Linked DNA regions of Homo sapiens: region 2 is linked to region 1. A link is an interaction called in ENCODE POLR2A ChIA-PET data of the cell type or tissue named here. Cell type or tissue: PC-3. All regions are shown on one strand. Each heading gives the region's core, and the rest is flanking DNA. Links, peaks and the distances in the headings are about the cores only.

Region 1 (10,435 bases), core at 2,232-7,231:
ACTGCACTCCAGCCTGGGAAACAGAGCCAGACTCTGTCTCAAAAAAAGAAATACAGCTGGGCGCGGTGGCTCACGCCTGTAATCCCAGCACTTTGGGAGGCTGAGGCAGGCGGATCACGAGGTCAGGAAATCGAGACCATCCTGGCTAACACGGTGAAACCCTGTCAAGGTGTGGTGGCGGGTGCCTGTAGTCCCAGCTACTCGGGAGGCTGAGGCAGGAGAATCGCGTGAACCCGGAAGGCGGAGCTTGCAGTGAGCTGAGATTGCGCCACTACACTCCAGCCCAGGCAACAGAGCGAGACTCCATCTCAAAAAAAAAAAAAAAAAAAAGAAAGAAATACAAATGGCTCTTCAACACATGAAACAATGTTTAAACTTACCTGAAATAAAGAAGTGAAAATCAAAATGATTTTGATAGGCCATCTTCACCTATTAATTTGGCAAAAACAAGAAAGTTTGGTAATGCACTGTTAAGGCTATGGCAAAACAAGCCTTCTAATGTATTAATGAAAAGTATATAAATTATGAAACTCTAGGAAAGGATTTAGCCATAACCATTAATTTTTTTTTTTTGAGATGGAGTTTAGCTCTGTCACCTAGGCTGGAGTGCAGTGGCGCAGTCTCAGCTCACTGCAACCTCTGCCCCCCAGGTTCAAGCTATTCTCCTGCCTCAGCCTCCCGAGTAGCTGGGACTACAGGCGGGTGCCACCACACTCGGCTAATTTTTTGTATATTTTTTTAGTAGAGATGGGGTTTCACCGTGTTAGCCAGGATGGTCTCAATCTCCTGACCTTGTGATCCGCTCGCCTCAGCCTCCCAAAATGCTGGGATTACAGGCGTGAGCCACCGCACCTGGCCCTTGCCAGTAAAATGTTAAATGTATATTCCCTTTGACCTGGCAATCACACTTCTCAAATTCATCCTGCAGATATATTTGCCCACAAGGGAAATGACACGTACAGTGATTATACTGCAGCACTGTTTGTAATAGCAAAATATCAGCAGTAAGCTAGCAATCCATCAGTTTCACTACAGTTAAATGAAATAAGTTCCATCCCAACAAAAGGATACAATGAAACTATAATGGGAGCTAAGGGAGAAGAATGAAAGATCTCCATTCATTGTGGAGTGTGAAGAGCCAGGTGCAGAACTGTGTGTATGGGGACAACCTTTCATATAAAAAAGAAACAAGAGGAGGCAATTAAATTGATGTGTAGAGTCAATGCAATTCCAATTGAAATCCCATGAGATTCTTTTTTTGGTAAAAATTGATAAGCTGATTCTAAAATTCATCTGGAAATGCAAAGGACCTAAAATAGCCAAAATAACTCTGCAGAAGAAAAACAAAGTTGGAGGAAGAACACTACTTGATTTTGAAAGTTGTTACCAGCATGGGCTGAAGAACGACTAGTTAAGTACTATGCTGACTGCCTGGGGGACAGGATCGCTGGGACCTCAAGCCTCAGAGTCATGCGATTTACCCATGCAACAAAGCTGCACATATACCCTTTAGTCTATAATAAAAGTCAAAATTTTAAAAATAAAATAAATGTGAAATTAGGGCCAAAAAAGAGAAAATTGTTATAAAGCTATAGCAATCAAAACAGCATAGTATTGGCTTAAAGAGGGCAGATAGATCAATGGAACCTAATAGAGTCCATAAATAAATCCATACATCAATGGACAACTGATATTGAACAAGGTTACAAAAGCGATGAGGTAGAGAAAGGATGGCCATCTCAATAAATGGTGCCGGGACATTTGATATCCACATGCGAAAAAATGAACTTGGATCCCTACCTGGAACCCCGTACCTTGTCCTCACAAAAGATCTGAACAGATACTTCAACAGAGAAGATACAGGTAAAGCAAAAATGCACATGAGAAGATGCTCAACATCATTAGTCACTAGGGAAATACATGAGAAAACTTTTTGGTAGGCCAGGCGCGGTGGCTCACGCCTGTAATCCTAGCACTTTGGGAGGCTGAGGCCGGTGGATCACGAGGTCAGGAGATCGAGACCATCTGGCTAACACGATGAAACCCCGTCTCTACTAAAAATACAAAAAATTAGCCGAGCATGGTGGTGGGTGCCTGTAGTCCTAGCTAATCGGGAGGCTGAGGCAGGAGAATGGCATGAACCTGGGAAGCGGAGCTTGCAGTGAGCCAAGATCAGGCCACTGCACTCCAGCCTGGGCAACAGAGCAAGACTCTGTCTCAAAAAAAAAAAAGAAAACTTTTTGGGGTGATGGATTTTTTCCCTAACCCCAATTGTGGTGATGGTTTCACAGGTATACACATATGTTAAAACATATCAAATTGCACATTTTAAATGTGTACACTTTGTCATATATATTTTTTTCCTTTTGAGATGCGGTCTCTGTTGCCCAGGCTGGAGTGCAGGGGCACAATCTTGGCTCACTGCAACCTCTGCCTCCCAGGTTCAAGAGATTCTCCTGCCTCAGCCTCCTGAGTAGCTAGGATTACAGGCATGCGCCACCATGCCCAGCTAATTTTCGTATTTTCAGTAGAGATGGGGTTTTACCGTGTTGGCCAGGCTGGTCTTGAACTCCTGACCTTAGGCGATCTGCCCACCTCAGCCTTCCAAAGTGCTGGGATTACAGGCATGAGCCACAGTGCCCAGGCTGTTGTATATTATTTATGCCTAAAAAAAAAAAAAAAGGCCGTTTTAAGGGAAGGAATAAAGGAGGTAGATTTAGAGGAATATAGTCATATTTTCAACAAGAATCTCTAGATATAAAAGAGACTAGTAGGGCAGGCGCGGTGGCTCACGCCTGTAATCCCAGTACTTTGGGAGGCTGAGGCGGGTGGATCACGAGGTCAGGAGTTCGAGACCAGCCTGGCCAACATGGTGAAACCCCGTCTCTACTAAAAATATAAAAATTAGCCGGACGTGGTGGCAGATGCCTGCAATCCCAGCTACTCGGGAGGCTGAGGCAGAGAATCACTTGAACCCGGGAGGCAGAGGTTGCAGTGAGCCGAGATCACGCCACTGCACTCCAGCCTGGGTGACACAGTGAGGCTCCGTCTCAAAAAAAAAAAAAAAGAGACTACAGTTGTTATGAGGAGTGAGACTTTTAAATATTGAATTATCTTTTCATACTTTAAAAATATTGAACCATATGAATACATTTTCTATTTCAAAAATTAAACAATAAAAAATAGAAATGATTTTTAGGCCAAAGGGAGTAATCTGAGTTAATATTTTTCCTGCTTAAGTCACAAAGACTCCCAAACTGAAACTCGCCCAAGCCCACAAGCTTCTCCCTAGAGCAGCAACCCCAGCTCTTCACATTGTCCTCTTGGGTGACTGGCAGTGCCCAGAGATGGGGACTTCCTGTTCATGGCTATAGACAGAGTGGTGTGTTTTGTTAGGCCATTTATATGCAGACACATATTCTTTGCGCTCAGAAGAGTCTGGATAACATCTTAAAGTCGTGTCAAAACAGTGGAAAGCACCAATGGAATTTGAAAGAATGTTTTCAGAGTCAAAGACCAGTATGGATTTACCACTATATTGTCCAATTAATGATCAGCTAAGATGACCTCAGCAATAAGATGCATAGAAAGAAATAACTCTCATAGTTTTAAAATTATCAGGAATTTTGCTTCAAAACCTGAATCAAATAGCATGTATTTGTATTAACAAATAGTAATTTGTATTAATCAAATAGTAATGTATTAACAATATGAGAAAGGAAAATTTTAACATGGAGAGAAATTTAAACTTCCTGATCTAGGATGGTGGTTAAAATCCAAGGTGCTGGCCTGGCGCGGTGGCTCACGCCTGTAATCCCAGCACGCTGAGAGGCTGAGGTGGGTGGATCATTTGAGGTCAGGAGTTGGAGACCAGCCTGATCAACATGGTGAAACCCTGTCTCTACTAAAAGTACAAAAATATTACCCAGGCATGGTGGCGCATGCCTGTAGTCCCAGCTACGGGGAGGCTGAGGCAGGAGAATCGCTTGAACCCAGGAGGCGGAGGTTGCAGTGAGCCAAAATCACATCACTGCCCTCCAGCCTGGGGGACAGAGCAAGACTCCGTCAAAAAAAAAAAAAAAAAAAAAAAAAAAAAAAAAATCCAAGGTGCTCTGGCCAAGTTTAAGACATAGATTGTCTCACTCCAGATAACCGGTTTAGGATTTCCAGTTGGAAAGATGTCAATATTCCTTTGGCCCCTGATGCTGTGAGACTGTTGCAATTATTCTGGAAGGCTGTTGTAAGCCCTGAAATGTCTCCTTGTTTCTTTTCCATAAGAGGATTAAAGATATTGGATCTGGCTTGTGAAGTGAATGTGGGAGGGTTTTTTAGTCTAGCATTTCTCATCAGGAATCAATTCTCCCAGTTGACAAGAATCAACCTTTAGAATAGAGGTTGATTTGCCCACTGGGAGTCATCTTGCAGTTTCATTATAAAATGGTTCTGCTGAGCCAAGCTGCATAATGAATAAACCAGTCTATGGAAATGCTATAGGAGGTTTTCTATTACCATCCATTTGGGGGTTCCCACCTACCTTCAGCTTCCTTATTTAAATTTTGTGTGAACAACATAAAAACTTTGTGTTCATTGAAGAGTTTAATAAAAACAACACAAAGGACTGTTTCTAAAGGAGCTTTGAAAGTTCAAGATTCTAGAAAACTTATATCAAGATTTTATCACTGCAAACATCTTGAGTAAATAGAAACTCAAAAGAGCTCTTTTATATTCACTGTATTTGTCAAAGACTGAGCTATTTTATAGGATTTTGTGGCTTGGGGTGAAAGTATTTTTATGACCTGTTCTAACAGAAAAAAAAAAAAACCCAAACCTGATTAAGATATCATCAGCTGAGCTTCTGAGACCCCCCGAGACCCCTTGGAGCCTCAACTCCGGCCGGGCATGGTGGCTCACGCCTGTAACCCCAGCACTTTGTGGGACCAATGCAGGCGGATCACTTGAGGTCAGGAGTTCAAGACCAGCCTGTCCAACATGGTGAAACCCCATCTCTACTAAAAATACAAAAATTAGCCAGACGTGGTGGCAGGCGCCTGTAATCCCAGGTACTTGGGAGGCTGAGACAGGAGAATTGCTTGAACCTGGGAGGTGGAGGGTGCAGTGAGCTGAGATCATGCCATTGCACCCCAGCCTGGGGGACAGAGAAAGACTTCATCTCAAAAAAAAAAAAAAAAGTCTCAATTCCTATAAACTGATACATGATCGTTCTTCAAACTAACCAAGCGGACTTCATTGCTTTTAGAGGACACAATTAATTCTCTCTGAAAGTTTCCCCACCTCTATAGAGAAAATGTTTTTCTCTCTTTGACTCTGTCTTCACCTTTCTGAACAGCTATCCCAAACCCCACATCGTACCCAGATCAATTCAGTGAAAAAGCTAGCCTGGGCTAAAGTTAATTGTACCTTTAAAAAGCAATAGGGCTGGGCGCAGTGGCTCACACCTGTAATCCTAACACTTTGAGAGGTTAAGGTGGGCATATCCCTTGAGCCCAGGAGTTCGAGACCAACCTGGGCAACAAGGCAAAACCCCCAAACCCCGTCTCTACAAAAAAAAAAAAAAAAAAAAATTAGCCAGGTGTGATGGTGTGTGCCTGAAGTCCCAGCTACTTTTGAGGCTGAGGTGGGAGGATCACCCCTGTCTCAAAAGAACAAATAAAAAATAGTCGGGCGTGGTGGTTCACGCCTGTAATCCCAGCACTTTGGGAAGCCGAGGCAGGCAGATCACCTGAGGTCGAGAGTTCAAGACCAGCCTGACCAACATGGAGAAGCCCCGTCTCTACTAAAAATACAAAATAAGCTGGGCACGGTGGCGCATGCCTGTAGTCCCAGCTACTTGGGAGACTGAGGCAGGAGAATCACTTGAAGCTAGGAGGCGGAGGTTGCGGTGAGCTGAGATCGCTCCATTGCACTCCAGCCTGGGCAACAAGAGCAAAACTCCGTCTCAAAAAAATAATAATAATAAATAAATAAAATAAATAAAAATAAGAAGCAGCTCTCCCTCTCCCTCTCCCTCTCTCTCCCTCTCCCCTCTTTCCACGGTCTCCCTCTGATGCCGAGCCGAAGCTGGACTGTACTGCTGCTATCTCGGCTCACTGCAACCTCCCTGCCTGATTCTCCTGCCTCAGCCTGCCGAGTGCCTGCAATTGCAGGCGCGCGCCGCCACGCCTGACTGGTTTTCGTATTTTTTGGGTGGAGACGGGGTTTCGCTGTGTTGGCCGGGCTGGTCTCCAGCTCCTGACCGCGAGTGATCCGCCAGCCTCGGCCTCCCGAGGTGCCGGGATTGCAGACGGAGTCTCCTTCACTCAGTGCTCAATGGTGCCCAGGCTGGAGTGCAGTGGCGTGATCTCGGCTCGCTACAACCTCCACCTCCCAGCAGCCTGCCTTGGCCTCCCAAAGTGCCGAGATTGCAGCCTCTGCCCGGCCGCCACCCCGTCTGGGAAGCGAGGAGCGTCTCTGCCTGGCCGCCCATCGTCTGGGATGTGAGGAGCCCCTCTGCCTGGCTGCCCAGTCTGGAAAGTGAGGAGCGTCTCTGCCCGGCTGCCATCCCATCTAGGAAGTGAGGAGCGTCTCTGCCCGGCCGCCCATCGTCTGAGATGTGGGGAGCGCCTCTGCCCTGTCGCCCCGTCCGGGATGTGAGGAGCATCTCTGCCCGGCCGCCCCGTCTGAGAAGTGAGGAGACCCTCTGCCTGGCAACCGCCCTGTCTGAGAAGTGAGGAGCCCCTCTGCCCAGCAGCTGCCCCGTCTGAGAAGTGAGGAGCCCCTCCGCCGGGCAGCCACCCCGTCTGGGAAGTGAGGAGCCCCTCCGCCCGGCAGCCACCCCGTCTGGGAAGTGAGGAGCGTCTCCGCCCGGCAGCCACCCCGTCCAGGAGGGAGGTGGGGGGGTCAGCCCCCTGCCCGGCCAGCCACCCCATCCGGGAGGTGAGGGGCGCCTCTGCCCGGCCGCCCCTACTGGAAAGTGAGGAGCTCCTCTGCCCGGCCAGCCGCCCCGTCCGGGAGGGAGGTGGGGGGGTCAGCCCCCCGCCCGGCCAGCCGCCCCGTCCGGGAGAGAGGTGGGGGGGTCAGCCCCCTGCCCGGCCAGCCACCCCGTCCGGGAGGTGAGGGGCGCCTCTGCCCAGCCGCCCCTACTGGGAAGTGAGGAGCCCCTCTGCCCGGCCAGCCGCCCCGTCCGGGAGGGAGGTGGGGGGGTCAGCCCTCCGCCCGGCCAGCCGCCCTGTCTGGGAGGTGAGGGGCGCCTCTGCCCGGCCGCCCCTATGGGAAGTGAGGAGCCCCTCTGCCCGGCCACCACCCCGTCTGGGAGGTGTACCCAACAGCTCATTGAGAACGGGCCATGATGACAATGGCGGTTTTGTGGAATAGAAAGGGGGGAAAGGTGGGGAAAAGATTGAGAAATCGGATGGTTGCCGTGTCTGTGTAGAAAGAGGTAGACATGGGAGACTTTTCATTTTGTTCTGTACTAAGAAAAATTCTTCTGCCTTGGGATCCTGTTGATCTGTGACCTTACCCCCAACCCTGTGCTCTCCTGAAACATGTGCTGTGTCCACTCAGGGTTAAATGGATTAAGGGCGGTGCAAGATGTGCTTTGTTAAACAGACGCTTGAAGGCAGCATGCTCGTTAAGAGTCATCACCACTCCCTAATCTCAAGTACCCAGGGACACAAACACTGCGGAAGGCCGCAGGGTCCTCTGCCTAGGAAAACCAGAGACCTTTGTTCACTTGTTTATCTGCTGACCTTCCCTCCACTATTGTCCTGTGACCCTGCCAAATCCCCCTCTGCGAGAAACACCCAAGAATGATCAATCAATAAATAAATAAATAAATAAATAATAAAAAAAAAAATAAGAAGCAGTGGTAAGCCAGAGCATACACAGCCTGGAAAGCCTGTAAGGATGTTGAGGTGAACCCTGAGAGCAAAAGGAAGTCCATGGAAAGTTGCTAGATAGAGAATGAAATGACTGTGTTTATATTTGTAAGTGTTCGCCCTGGCTGGAGTGTGAAGATTAGATTGGAGAGGTGTGGGGAATCCAGAAGATGGGTGGAGAGGTTAGCCAGAGGGAGGATGTGACTTGCATTGCACTAGAGGGAAAGGATGGATGCCAAAGCACGAGAGTTTGCAGGTTTCAAGGGAGGGCTGTCAGACAGCATCCATTTAATAGCTTGAAGCAAGAGACTGGTCATTTGCTGAGATTTGGGGCTGTGGGAAGGACCTACGGTTTGAGACATTCTGAAATGCTGACCAGAAAGCCCACTGTTGGGGGAAGACAGGTTTAGTGGGAAGGGCAAATTGAGAGACGAGGTCCACCAAGCAGCTCTCAGCAGTTTGAAGGCTTCAAGTTGTTATTCATGCATATCATGGAACAAAAGAATAACAATGATTAACCATTAATGCCATTTATATCCTAATTCAGAAAGCTTACTGGATGTCAAGTACATGTTAGGCATATTTTGGTATAGCTGATCTCATATTATCCTCACAATAACCTTCCCAGTGAAGGGTTATTATCACTTTATAATTGAAACATCTGTGGCTCAGAAAGGTTAAGAAACTTGACCAGGCTCACCAAGCCAGAAAATGAGTTCTGTGATCTATGGAACGTATCTGGCTTCATTCAGAGCTCTAACGGTACAGGAGTTACCATTGTTCACCCTCCTTAAAGAATGAGCATCCAGCGGGACTTTAAAATAACTGTAATTTTTTTTAGTGAGAGACAAGGTGCTTACAAGCAAGCAGCTTGCAATCATGAAGCCTGGGAATCACTGAAGCAAATCTAAGTGCTTAAACTTAACTACAGGAAAAGGAAAGTTAAGTTTTCGGTTCCTCAAATTAATATTTTCATTGTAATGATAATTTCCACTTTTAGTTTGCCGTTTACAAGCCAATTTTATTTTTTATTGCATCTATCTATCATCTATCTATAATTTATTTATTAATTAGAGACAGGGTCTCTCTCCGTAGCCTCAGGCTGGAGTGCAGTGGCGTGATCACAGCTCAGTGCAGCCTCGACCTCCATGGCTCAAGCGACCTCCCACCTCAGCCTCCTAAGTAGCTGGGACCACAATCCCATGCCAATAAGCCCGGCTAATTCTTGTATTTTTTATAGAGGGGCGGGGGCGGGGGTGGCTCACCACGTTGCCCAGGCTGGTCTCGAACTCCTGGCCTCAAGCGACCCTCCACCTCCGCTTCGGCCTCCCAAAGTGCTGAGATTACAGGCGTGAGTCACCGCCCTCGATCTCATTTAAAATATAACTGAGATTTTCCAACTGCTTCACTGATTTGTTAACTAAGTGAACTCTGCTTGGACCCCTCCCCGATTCCCGGTACTGGGACAGGGAAACGAGCCCTAGAGGCGCCCGCAGTGATGTTTGCCTGTTCTCTTACCGAAGCCTGTTATGAGGAGCAAAAAGCAGAATGTCCAAGAAGGCTCTTTGAAGATGTCTGTGAGTTTGCCTGGGGACAGCTCCTGGAAGGCGGTGTCCCCGCGACTAGGGCGAGCCCCGGATTCCCCATCATCCCGGACTCCCCAACACCCGGAGGCGCGGCGCCACGAACAGGACCAAGTAGGAAATGCAAGACCACGCGCCAGAAACGCGGAAGTGGCCCGGAGACAACATGGCGGCGCCGGCGTCAAGTGCCCTAACCCCGGACCGGCGGCCTGGTACGGTGGCCTGTGGGGGACGCCACATTAAAAGAACAGAGACGCTCATCCTGCGCCTGGTAGGGCGAAGTGGGGTCCGGTAAAGCGACCTTCAGCGCAAAGCTGAGGGGGCGCAGGGACCTAACAGCAAGGACCGCAGGGGGAGGCCACCCCTTGCTGGCCAGAATCAGAATGAAGAGACAGACGATAATGCCGTTCATTCTGGCCGTCCCGAGTAGCTGGGACTACAGGCGTGCGCCCACCACGCCAGGCTAATTTTTTAAAAATTTTATGGAGACGGGGGTCCCACTATGTTGCCCGGGCTGGTCTTGAACTCCTGGCCTCATGTGATCCTCCCACCATGGCCTCCCAAAATGTTGAGATTACAGGCCTGAGCCACCGCACCTGGTCATTCAACTATTATTTTAAGCCACACACTTCTGCATAATAGAGCATGTATTATTAGTCTACTATTGCCACACTAAAGAGGTGTAACAAAATGCCTCCCAAACTCAGAGGCGTAACCCAACAATCGTTTATTCTCACTTATGCATCTGCAGGTCACTGATGTGGGCTGAGTTCAGCTGGACGTGTCTCCAAGCTGAAGATTGGGTCCCTGTCTTCTCCATGTCTCAGCTTCCCTGGACCAGTGGGTCAGTCAGGGCGTGTTCTTCTCATGGTGGTTGTTCACAGAAAAAGCGGTCTTGATCCAGACCCCAAGAGAGGCCTCCTGAATTACACGCAGGAAGGAATTCAAGACAAGTTGCAGGGTACGGTGAGAGTTTAT
Region 2 (10,435 bases), core at 2,868-7,867, 490 kb before region 1:
AAAACAAAAAAGAGAATAACACGGAATGCTCAGTTCAAAGTCCTCAGCAGGTCCAAGGCCCACTAAGCTCAGTAAGACAACGAGGGTTGGCTTGAGCCCCTACCATTTGCCAAGCATCATACATTCATTAACTCATTAAACTTCACGGCAACTCTATGTCCTATTATTATGCCACCTTGTGAATGAGGAAACTGGGGTATGTGACAGATTAATCAACTTGCTAAGAGCATTCTGGAACAAGGAACTGTACCACTACCCCATCTGACAATAGGAGGGTTCAAAGGAAGATCCGCAATTATTGAAGTACCTTTTGTGATATTCCAAACAGGAAAAGGTTTACTCCATCACTGTAGTACATGTTAGGTTAAATTCACCTCTGCAAAATAAGTAAGTTATTTAAATACAGCAGCCCTTGGACCCATTCCTGTGTGGCAGCCCCACATTTAATTAATCCCAAGGAAACTCCATTGGTCTTTTTCTTCTAATCCCCTCTCTCCTGTGGGTGGCAAAAAACCACCACCACTACCATCAAAACAACAATAACAACAACTTTCAAGTGATAATACCAGTCAGGGTAAGTTCAAAAGACTGAACGCACTGATGGAGAATAATGGAAATTAAAAACTCAATCCCTCAGCCCTGGGTCTGTGGTTTCTGTCCCCTGGGGTTAACGCTGGCACTTTCTGAGTTACTTCAGCTTAATTCCTGCTTCAGAAAGGAGAAGGAGCTGTAAAGGAAAGAGAATGCACTAGCAGAGAGGAGCAAGGGGACCTGCTTTAGAGTAAAAAGTGGATGTTTGATCTCACCTTTTCAGAATATATTTACATCAGAACATGTCTCAAATGAAATAATCAAACTTGTTGAGAAAATTGGTTCAAAATCCTAAACTGTTCTTCCCACAACTTTCCAGGTATACAGGCATACAGCAACGCAAGATTCCAAGAAGCATCTGCACACAAAAAAACACAAAATCCAACTTTGAAGCGCACAAGCAGCAGCAGCTCCTGGGATCCACCACCACAGTTCAACTAGATCACAACCAAACCCCAACAGAGCCCAACACTGCCACAGTTCCACTAGATCACAACCAAACCCCAACAGAGCTCAACACCATCACAGTTCAGCTAGATCACAACCAACCAAATTCCAACAAAGGCCAACACTGCCACAGTTCCACTAGATCACAACCAACCAAATCCAACAGAGCCCAAAACCGCCACAGTTCTGCTAGATCACAACCAAACCCCAACAGAGCCCAACACCACCACAGTTCCACTAGATCACAGCCAAACCCCAACAGAGCCCAACACCACCACAGTTCTGCTAGATCACAACCAAACCCCAAGAGAGCCCAACACCACCACAGTTCCGCTAGATCACAACCAAACCCCAACAGAGCCCAACACCACCACAGTTCTGCTAGATCAGAGGCAAATCCCAACAGAGCCCAAAACCGCCACTGTTCTGCTAGATCACAACCAAACCCACAGAGCCCAACACCGCCACAGTTCCACTAGATCACAACCAAACCCCAACAGAGCCCAACACCACCACAGTTCCGCTAGATCACAACCAACCAAATCCCAACAAAGGCCAACACTACCACAGTTCCGCTAGATCACAACCAACCAAATCCAGAGCCCAACACTGCCACAGTTCCGCTAGATCACAACCAACCAAATCCAGAGCCCAACACTGCCACAGTTCCACTAGATCACAGCCAAACCCCAACAGAGCCCAACACCGCCACTGTTCTGCTAGATCACAGTCAACCAAACCCCAACAGAGCCCAACACCACCACAGTTCTGCTAGATCACAACCAAACCCCAACAGAGCCCAACACCACCACAGTTCCGCTAGATCACAACCAAACCCCAACAGAGCCCAACACCACCACAGTTCCACTAGATCACAACCAACCAAATCCCAACAAAGGCCAACACTACCACAGTTCTGCTAGATCACAACCAACCAAATCCAGAGCCCAACACTGCCACAGTTCCGCTAGATCACAACCAACCAAATCCAGAGCCCAACACTGCCACAGTTCCACTAGATCACAGCCAAACCCCAACAGAGCCCAACACCGCCACTGTTCTGCTAGATCACAGTCAACCAAACCCCAACAGAGCCCAACACCGCCACAGTTCTGCTAGATCACAGTCAACCAAACCCCAACAGAGCCCAACACCGCCACAGTTCCGCTAGATCACAACCAAACCCCAACAGAGCCCAACACCGCCACAGTTCCGCTAGATCACAACCAAACCCCAACAGAGCCCAACACCGCCACAGTTCCGCTAGATCACAACCAAACCCCAACAGAGCCCAACACAGCCACAGTTCCGCTAGATCACAGTCAACCAAACCCCAACAGAGCCCAACACAGCCACAGTTCCGCTAGATCACAGTCAACCAAACCCCAACAGAGCCCGACACCACAGTTCCACTCACAACCAAACCCCAACAGAGCCCAACACTGCCACAGTTCCACTAGATCACAACCAAACTCCAGAGCCCAACACAGCCACAGTTCCACTAGATCACAGTCAACCAAACCCCAACAGAGCCCAACACCGCCACAGTTCCGCTAGATCACAGCCAAATTCCAACAGAGCCCAACACAGCCACAGTTCCGCTAGATCACAGTCAACCAAACCCCAACAGAGCCCAACACCGCCACAGTTCCACTAGATCACAGCCATATTCCAACAGAGCCCAACATAGCCACAGTTCAACTAGATCACAGTCAACCAAACCCCAACAGAGCCCAACACCGCCACAGTTCCACTAGATCACAGTCAACCAAACCCCAACAGAGCCCAACACCGCCACAGTTCCACTAGATCACAACCAAACTCCAGAGCCCAACACAGCCACAGTTCCACTAGATCACAGTCAACCAAACCCCAACAGAGCCCAACACCACCACAGTTCCACTAGATCACAGTCAACCAAACCCCAACAGAGCCCAACACCACAGTTCCGCTCACAACCAAACCCCAACAGAGCCCAACACCGCCACAGTTCTGCTGGATCGCAACCAACCAAATCCCAATGAAGCCACGCGTGTGGACAAGATAAACCCATGACTGCTGAGATCACAAGGTCCCTATCTGAGTTTCTCTGCGACAAATCTTCCCAAAGTTTATTAAGAACACACAGCTTAATGAAATCATTTGTTGATCTCCCACCCACCACCAGCAAGAGTTCTGAAACACATGATTCCTCCAACTCAAGATGGGCCAGAAAGCAAGTAGAAAACCAAGTTGGGTGCTCTATTTTAGTGGAGAAGCTTCCAGAACAGAGGGGCAGAAGATGGCCAACTGAAATGACAGACCATAAGAATTCACTGTGTGTTTCCTCTCTTTTTATCTAATCCCAGGACATGAACACATCTGTACTCAAATTTCAGGACAGTCCACACACTGAGGCCAAATGCAGATGACTTGGTTTCTCCTTCTGAATCCACCGTTGTGTTTTTCTCACACCACTGATAACTGAAAACAGACGAGATGCAAGCAGGCTGAGCAGCAGCAGCCAAGGGTAGGCACGGATGCCTCAGTCAGCCCTTTGTGTCTTGAAGCACGGGCAACTGGCTGGGCAACTTTCTCAGGGCTTCCTCTATCAGCAATCTGGGCTGGACCAGCAGGCATGTAAGTTAAAGAAAATGATAAAGCACAGGCCGCTTTTTTTATTTTAATCTCAAATGCGTGATCTGGATTTCCATTTTGAAAACAAATGCTGGAAAATGTGACCCCTATGCAAGGCCCCCTCCTAATGAGGTCTGCCTGTTATACATGCGTGACAGGCGCTTCATAGCTTGGAACTAACCGCACTGTATTTGATGTGCTCAGCACAGCAGGTGACTGTAGGTAGAAAATCATTAACAGTACCGTGAGCTCGCAGTCAGCAATCCAAAGGCCAAGTTCAACCAGGAAAAATAAAAACCACCACTGCCCTCTACATCCAAGAGACTTCATCTTACACTTCAGGCATTTAAATGTGCTGCTCAACCACAACGCATTAAGCGGGGAAGGGCTTTTAAAAATCCCAACATTTACACACAGAAACAGCAAGCACCATCCAGCCATAGCTGCCTACAAAGCACAGAAGACGTGGCCCCGCCAGGATTTCCAGCATCCGTCCCTGCTACAGGCAGTTGCCAGAGAGAACATAAACAAGGGTATCCAATGGAAGAGGGACAAGGGACAGGATTTACGTTGCACTGTTTATGCTATGGAATCTGTTGTTTTGGGACTCAAAACTTCAAGTTGCCGAGATGCCTGTATAATTGACTCAGAGGCCACGATATGGGCAGCTGGACATACCAATTCCCAGCCAGCCCCATCCAAACTGCCTCAAGGGGAGGGTTCTTTGACCTATTAAGTTTCCTGGGATAAGAAGAACTTTACAACCAGGCACAAGAAGGGATGCTAAAATAAATAAATGAGCACGCTGGGAGGCCGAGGCGGGTGGATCACCTGAGGCCAGGAGTTAGAGACCAGCCTGGCCAATGTGGTGAAACCCCATCTCTACTAAAAATACAAAAATGAGCCGGGTGCAGTGGCGGGAGCCTGTAGTCCCAGCCACTTGGGAGGCTGAGGCAGGAGAATCACTAGAACCCAGGAGGTGGAGGTTGCAGTGAGCCGAGATCGTGCCATCGCACTCCAGCCTGGGCGACAGAGTGAGACCCTGTCTCAAACAAAACAAAACAAAGGAAAGCAAAGCAAAACAAAACAAAACAAAACAAAAAAATTAGCCGGGCATGGTGGCACTGGGCTGAGGCACAAGAATCACTTGAACTGGGAGGTGGGGTTTGCAGTGAGCCAAGATCGTGCCAGCCTCGGTGACAAAGCAGGACTCTGTCTCAAAAAAATAAATAATAAATAAATAAATGTTGATTCTTTTTTTTTTTTTTTTTTTGAGACGGAGTCTCACTCTGTGGCCCAGGCTGGAGTGCAGTGGCACTATGTCCGCTCACTGCAAACTCCGCCTCCCGTGTTCACACCATTCTCCTGCCTCAGCCTCCTGAGTAGCTGGGACTACAAGCACCTGCCACCACGCCCAGCTAATTTTTGGTATTTTTTAGTAGAGATGGGGTTTCACTGTGTTAGGCCAGGATGGTCTCAATCTCCTGACCTCGTGATCCGCCTGCCTCGGCCTCCCAAAGTGCTGGGATCACAGGTGTGAGCCACCGCACCCGGCCGATTTTTTTTTTTTTAAATAAAGGTGAGGTTTCGCCATGTTGCCCAGGCTGGTCCCAAACTCCTGGCCTCAAGCGATCTTCCCGCCTCGGCCTCCCAGTGTGGAGATTACAGGTGTGGGCCACCGTGTCCAGCCTGAAATGAATAAATGAATCATAATGGCAAAGGTATCATCCTGAACCTTCACACAGCCAAAGAATTGTGTTTGTAAACAAATACAGCGCTGCCCACAGAATGTCGTCCTGTGATGACGGGGACGTCCACATCTGCAGCGTCCTGTGGGCAGCCACTAGCCGCATGTGTCTACGGAGCACCTACAATATGGCTAATACCACGGAGGACCTTTCTATTTGTTTTATTTAAGCTCAACTGGAATCTAGCCTGGTGTGGCCAGCACTCCTTTATGGGCCAGTATAGCTCTGGTCCGCCAGGAGGGAGGATGACAGGAGACGGGGTTTGCTATCAGAGAAAAGCAAGAGAGCATGAACAGGTAAGCAGAGAAGAAGGTGACCAAGCCGCGAGCAGCCGTCACCCCAGTCTCACCTATCCCGACAGGAATGCAGACAGAAACCCAGAGAGAGAATCGCAAGGGTTCTCTGGTCAGTCAACCCCAGGTGAGGACAGGGCTGCCCAGGCAGGCACCTCACCCCTGGGTGCTGGGGTGCGGGTGCCAAGGCAGAGTGAGAGTCTGCAGGGAACTGACATTCCTGGGGGGTGCAATAGACACCTGCAAAGAAATAAGCTAATTTTATGTTTAGAAAGTGCTACAGAGGCAACAGAAAAGGGTAACCGACTGCTGGGGAGGATATGGAGAGACTGGAGCTCCCACTTGATGCTGGTGGGAATGCAAATGGTGCAGATGAAAAACAGGCCAGCAGCTTCTCAAATGCTTAAATGTAGAGTTACCGTAACTCCATGGTTATTCCATTCCTAAGTCTATGTCCACACAAAAACCTGCACACAAGTGTTCATGGCAGCATCATTCTACCAAAAAGTAGAAACAAACCAAATGCTCATGAATTGATGAATGGACTTTTTAAAAAAACAGGTGGTATATCCATACAATGGGCTATTATCTGCCATAAAAAGGAATGAAGTACTGATGCATGCTATCACACGGGATGGGCCGTGGAAACACGCCACGTGAAAGGGGTCCCAAGCAAAAGACCCCCTAGTATGATTCCGTTTATGCAAAATATTCAGAATCAGCACACCTACAGAGACAGAAAGATAGGGTTCTCCAGGGGCTCAGGGGAACAGGGAATCACAAAGTCATAGCTAAAGGATACAAGGTTTCTCTTTCAGCTGATGAAAATTTTCTAAAATTGGCTATGGTGATGTCTGCACATGTGTGTGAATATACTAAAAGCCACCGCATTGCATCACCCATTAAATGGGTGAATTGTAAGAGATGTGAATTTGATCTCAATAATGACTGGGGAGAAAGCTGCAGCTGGAGTGTTCAGGCCTCTCGGAGCAACGGTCCCCTTCAAGGCTAAAGGGAGTCAGCCCCGTGAGGATGCAGGCGAAGGGCGTTCTGACCAAAAGTAACAACAGCAGATGCCAACTTCCCCAGACTGGAACCCGTTTGGTGCGTGCGCCAGGCAGACGGATGCCCGGGTGGCGGGACCTGCCCTGTCCATGAGGTAGCCACAAACAGCTGCCAAGTACTGGAGATGTGGCTGGCTAAATTGAGAGGTGGTAGGTCAAACTTCCAAGACCCCGGATCAAAAGAAAAGACTGTTAAATACTTGATTAATCTTTGTGTGAATACTGATTACATGTTGAAATATTTTTGATATCATGAGTTAACTAAAATGCATTAAAATTCATTTCACCTGTTTTCTTTTTAATGTGACTACTAGAAAAGTTACCGTACATAGGTGGCTGGCATTTGCGGTCCAAATTATATTTCCTGGGCTGCATGAGGCACAGAGAAGAGAGTGGAGAGGCTGGCAGTGGGGTGGTGACTCGAGATCATATAAGGGCTCAGAGGCATGAGGCAAGAGTGAGCTTTAGTTCTAAATGTGATGGGCCACTGAGGACCTGATGTGATTTCATTTCTACCATGAACACATCGCTCTGACTATTCCAAAGACTGGAGGTGAACAAAGAAGGGGGTGGCCAGAGAGAATGACATGAAAGCCTGCCTCAACTGGTCAGATTCAGAAACACACACACACACACACACACACACACACCCTCCTGGTGGGGGGAAGAGGACAGTGTTACAGTTAAGAGCCCAGGCTTAGAAACACATTGCTTGGATTTAAATCTCAGCTGCAACACAGGAAATTTCTGTGAGCAAATTATTTAACTTCTCTGTGCCTGACCTTTCTCATTCACAAATAGGTTATTACAGGCCAGGCGCGATGCCTCACACCTCTAATCCCCACAATCTATAAGTCAAAGTGGGAGGATCGCTTGAGGCCATGAGTTCGAGACCAGCTTTGGCAACATCATGAAACCCCATCTCTCAAAATGTTTTTTAATAAATTAGCTGGTGGCAAGCACCTGTAGTCCCAGCTACTCAAAAGGGTGAGGTGGGAGGACTGCCTGAACCCAGGAGTCTGACGCTGCAGTGAGCTATGATTGGACCACTGCACTCCAGCTTGGGTGACAGTGTAAGACCCTGCCATTCATTCATCCACACATCCATCCATTAATTAATTAATTACATAGGTTTTAATAGCCTTCCTCATGCAGGTTAATACACTCTTCTTCAAATGCTTAGAATGGTGTCAGGCACATAGGAAGCACTCAATAAATGTTAGTGATTATTATTGAATAAAGTATGTGAGGGAAGATGATAAACTTGTTTTTTTACTGAGAAACCAGGTAAGAGCTGGTGCCGTTTAGTGACAGTGGGCAGGATGTGGTGGTGAAGGCAGATCTGGGCAGGAAGAGCAGCGGCTCCATGTGGGCCACGTTAAGGTTGAGAATCATCTTGGTCCTCAAGTGGGAATGCCAGACAGAGAGGTGACTCTCTAAAGATGGAGCACAGAGGTGAGGAGGCTGGGCTGGCAGCCTCAAGGTGAGATTCCACTTACAGAGAGTGTTGGAAGGTTTGGGATGGATGGAGACAGAGCACAGAAGGCACTTGGAGCAGCACTTGGAGGCGGAGAAGCAGAGGAGTAGCCAGAGGGAGACCAAGGAGGAGCCATCGAGGAGGCCGGGGAGGAACAGACAACATGCCACACAGAAATCGGGCTTAGTGGAGTCAATGCTCTCAAAGGCACCGCAGGCGGAGGAAGATGAGGGCAGGCCATGCACGAGTCTGACCAGATGTGGTCCCTCACAGGCTCACCCAGGACAGCACAGCTGGCACTGACATCCGGCCTCCCACCCGGGGAACACCCTCTGGCACTCTCAGAAGGGACAGCTTGTCACCCGGTCATTGGAGAAGGAATGGACACAGTTACTAGACTGGAAGGGGCAATCGGAAGGCAGGCGCTGGAGAGGGCAGGATATAGTCTCTACAGGTCACTTCTTTCTACGGAGTGAGGCACAACAGGGGCAGTGGCCAAGAGGGACGTGGCACTGGTAAGGACATTTTTAAAGAGAAACGTCATAAGGCCTGTTTTTACGCTATTTGGAAGGATGCGGAAGAAAGGAAGAAACGAATAATGCAGGAGGAAAAAGGGTTAACTGCAGGAGTGACATCCTTGGGAAGCAGGAAGAAGATGCCTTGAGAGTGGCAAGGGGCCTGAGTGAGACAGGAGCTGGGGAAGCCTCCGCGGCAGCAGGTGGAAAGGTGGAGGCGAGACAGGGGGTCTCACTGACTGAACGGCTTCTTTCCTCAATGAGACAAGCAGCAAAGTCATCAGCTAGGAGAATGATGGGAGGTGTGGAGAACTGATGAGCAGAAGGTATGAAAGAGTTTTCTCTGAACCGATGAAACTGCTGCAAAAGTGTAATAAGATTCCTGATACAATGAGTGATGACAGCCGATCTGAAGAGATGCAAGTCCAGTTGGCAGTTTTGGAATAATTGTGAAAGTGGGTTTAACCAGGGTGGGGTGTCCAACCGGGGCGGGGGTCTCCTCAGGGAGTACAAAGCAGTTTGGCTGTTTACAGGAAGGGACCATGAGGTTCAGGCTACAGCAAAGTCCCCTGAGGGCACCGGAAAGGGGGTGAAAAGGTGGTGGGTCCACAGATTGGCAAAGCCCGGGATTTCCAAGACGATTTCAAGTGGGAAGGCTGGGAACGGAAGATCGCAGAGTGGGGTGCCTGAGATCAGGGTTCTAGAGGCTAACCTGGACGAGATCTAAAAAGGGTCACTAAAATGAGGTACAGAAAGGCAGCTGGACCAGAAGAAGTCAAGAATGGACAGGCCAGGTTGCTGGGTGGATACTCTGTGAAGAGACCAGCAGGGTTGGCGGTGTCTTCAAGGGCCAGCCAGGCTTCCATTAGAAAGAGAAGGTGCGGGAACATTCAGAGGTGGTGGAGGATGTAAGGATGCTGCCATGACAGGGAACCCAAAAGGCACAGAGGCAAGAACAGTATAACAGATATAAACAGTCAGTGGGGCCAGGTGCAGTGGCTCACACCTGTAATCCCAGCACTCTGGGGGGCTGAAGTGGGTGGATCACTTGAGGTCAGGAGTTCGAGACTAGCCTGGCCATCATGGTGAAACTCCATCTCTGCTAAAAATACAAAAATGAGCCAGGCGTGGTGGCACACACCTGTAATCCCTACTCAGGGGGCTGAGGCAGGAGAATTGCTTGAACTTGGGAGGCAGACACTGCAGTGAGCCGAGATCATGCCATTGCACTCCAGTCTGGGCAACAGAGCAAGACTCTGTCTCAAAAAAAAAAGAAAAAGAAAAAAGAAAAAAAATCCATCAGTGGGATGGGTGGACACCACTTGACAACTGCTTTGAAAGCAAACAATAAATCAGCCAGGTATAGCAGCCTCATTAACTCAGCAGTATCTAAATACACATCATGTGAAAAGTTACCACAAATTTTAAGTCTCTTAAAAAGGGCAAGTTGGAGGTAGCAAGGCAAACACCACTCCAGGGCTCACTAGACTTTTATATTTTATTTTATTTTATTTTATTTTAGACAGAATTTTGCTCTTGTTGCCCAGGCTGGAGTGCAATGGCGCAATTTCGGCTCACTGGAACCTCCTCCTGGGTTCAAGCTATTCTCCTGCCTCAGCCTCCTGAGTAGCTGGAATTACAGGCGCCCGCCACCACACCCGGCTAATTTTTGTATTTTTAGTAG

The links. Peaks named below come from ENCODE experiments on the same cell type or tissue, not always from the same donor. Only the 100,000 strongest peaks of a DNase experiment are listed, where the experiment ranks them.
Region 2: POLR2A ChIA-PET joins it to region 1 with 8 read pairs; 3 of 35 experiments call an interaction of 5 or more read pairs at or near these places.

The regions. Positions count from the first base shown.
Region 1 is chr18:57,629,476-57,639,910 of GRCh38, reverse strand. It overlaps ATP8B1-AS1 (ATP8B1 antisense RNA 1), which reads right to left and starts at 9,580. Exons shown (of 3, transcript NR_164148.1): 1 at 9,393-9,580. RefSeq lists enhancers at 6,193-7,041, 9,319-9,808, 9,332-9,832, 9,879-9,928. In PC-3, for the core only: no CTCF peak of the experiment used is centred there; no DNase peak of the experiment used is centred there; H3K4me3 peaks cover 538 bases; H3K27ac peaks cover 2,256 bases.
Region 2 is chr18:58,122,333-58,132,767 of GRCh38, reverse strand. All of the region lies in intron 1 of NEDD4L (NEDD4 like E3 ubiquitin protein ligase), which reads right to left. Among named protein-coding and RNA genes, the nearest start is that of NEDD4L, 83 kb to the right of the region's middle. RefSeq lists an enhancer at 6,330-6,829. In PC-3, for the core only: no CTCF peak of the experiment used is centred there; no DNase peak of the experiment used is centred there.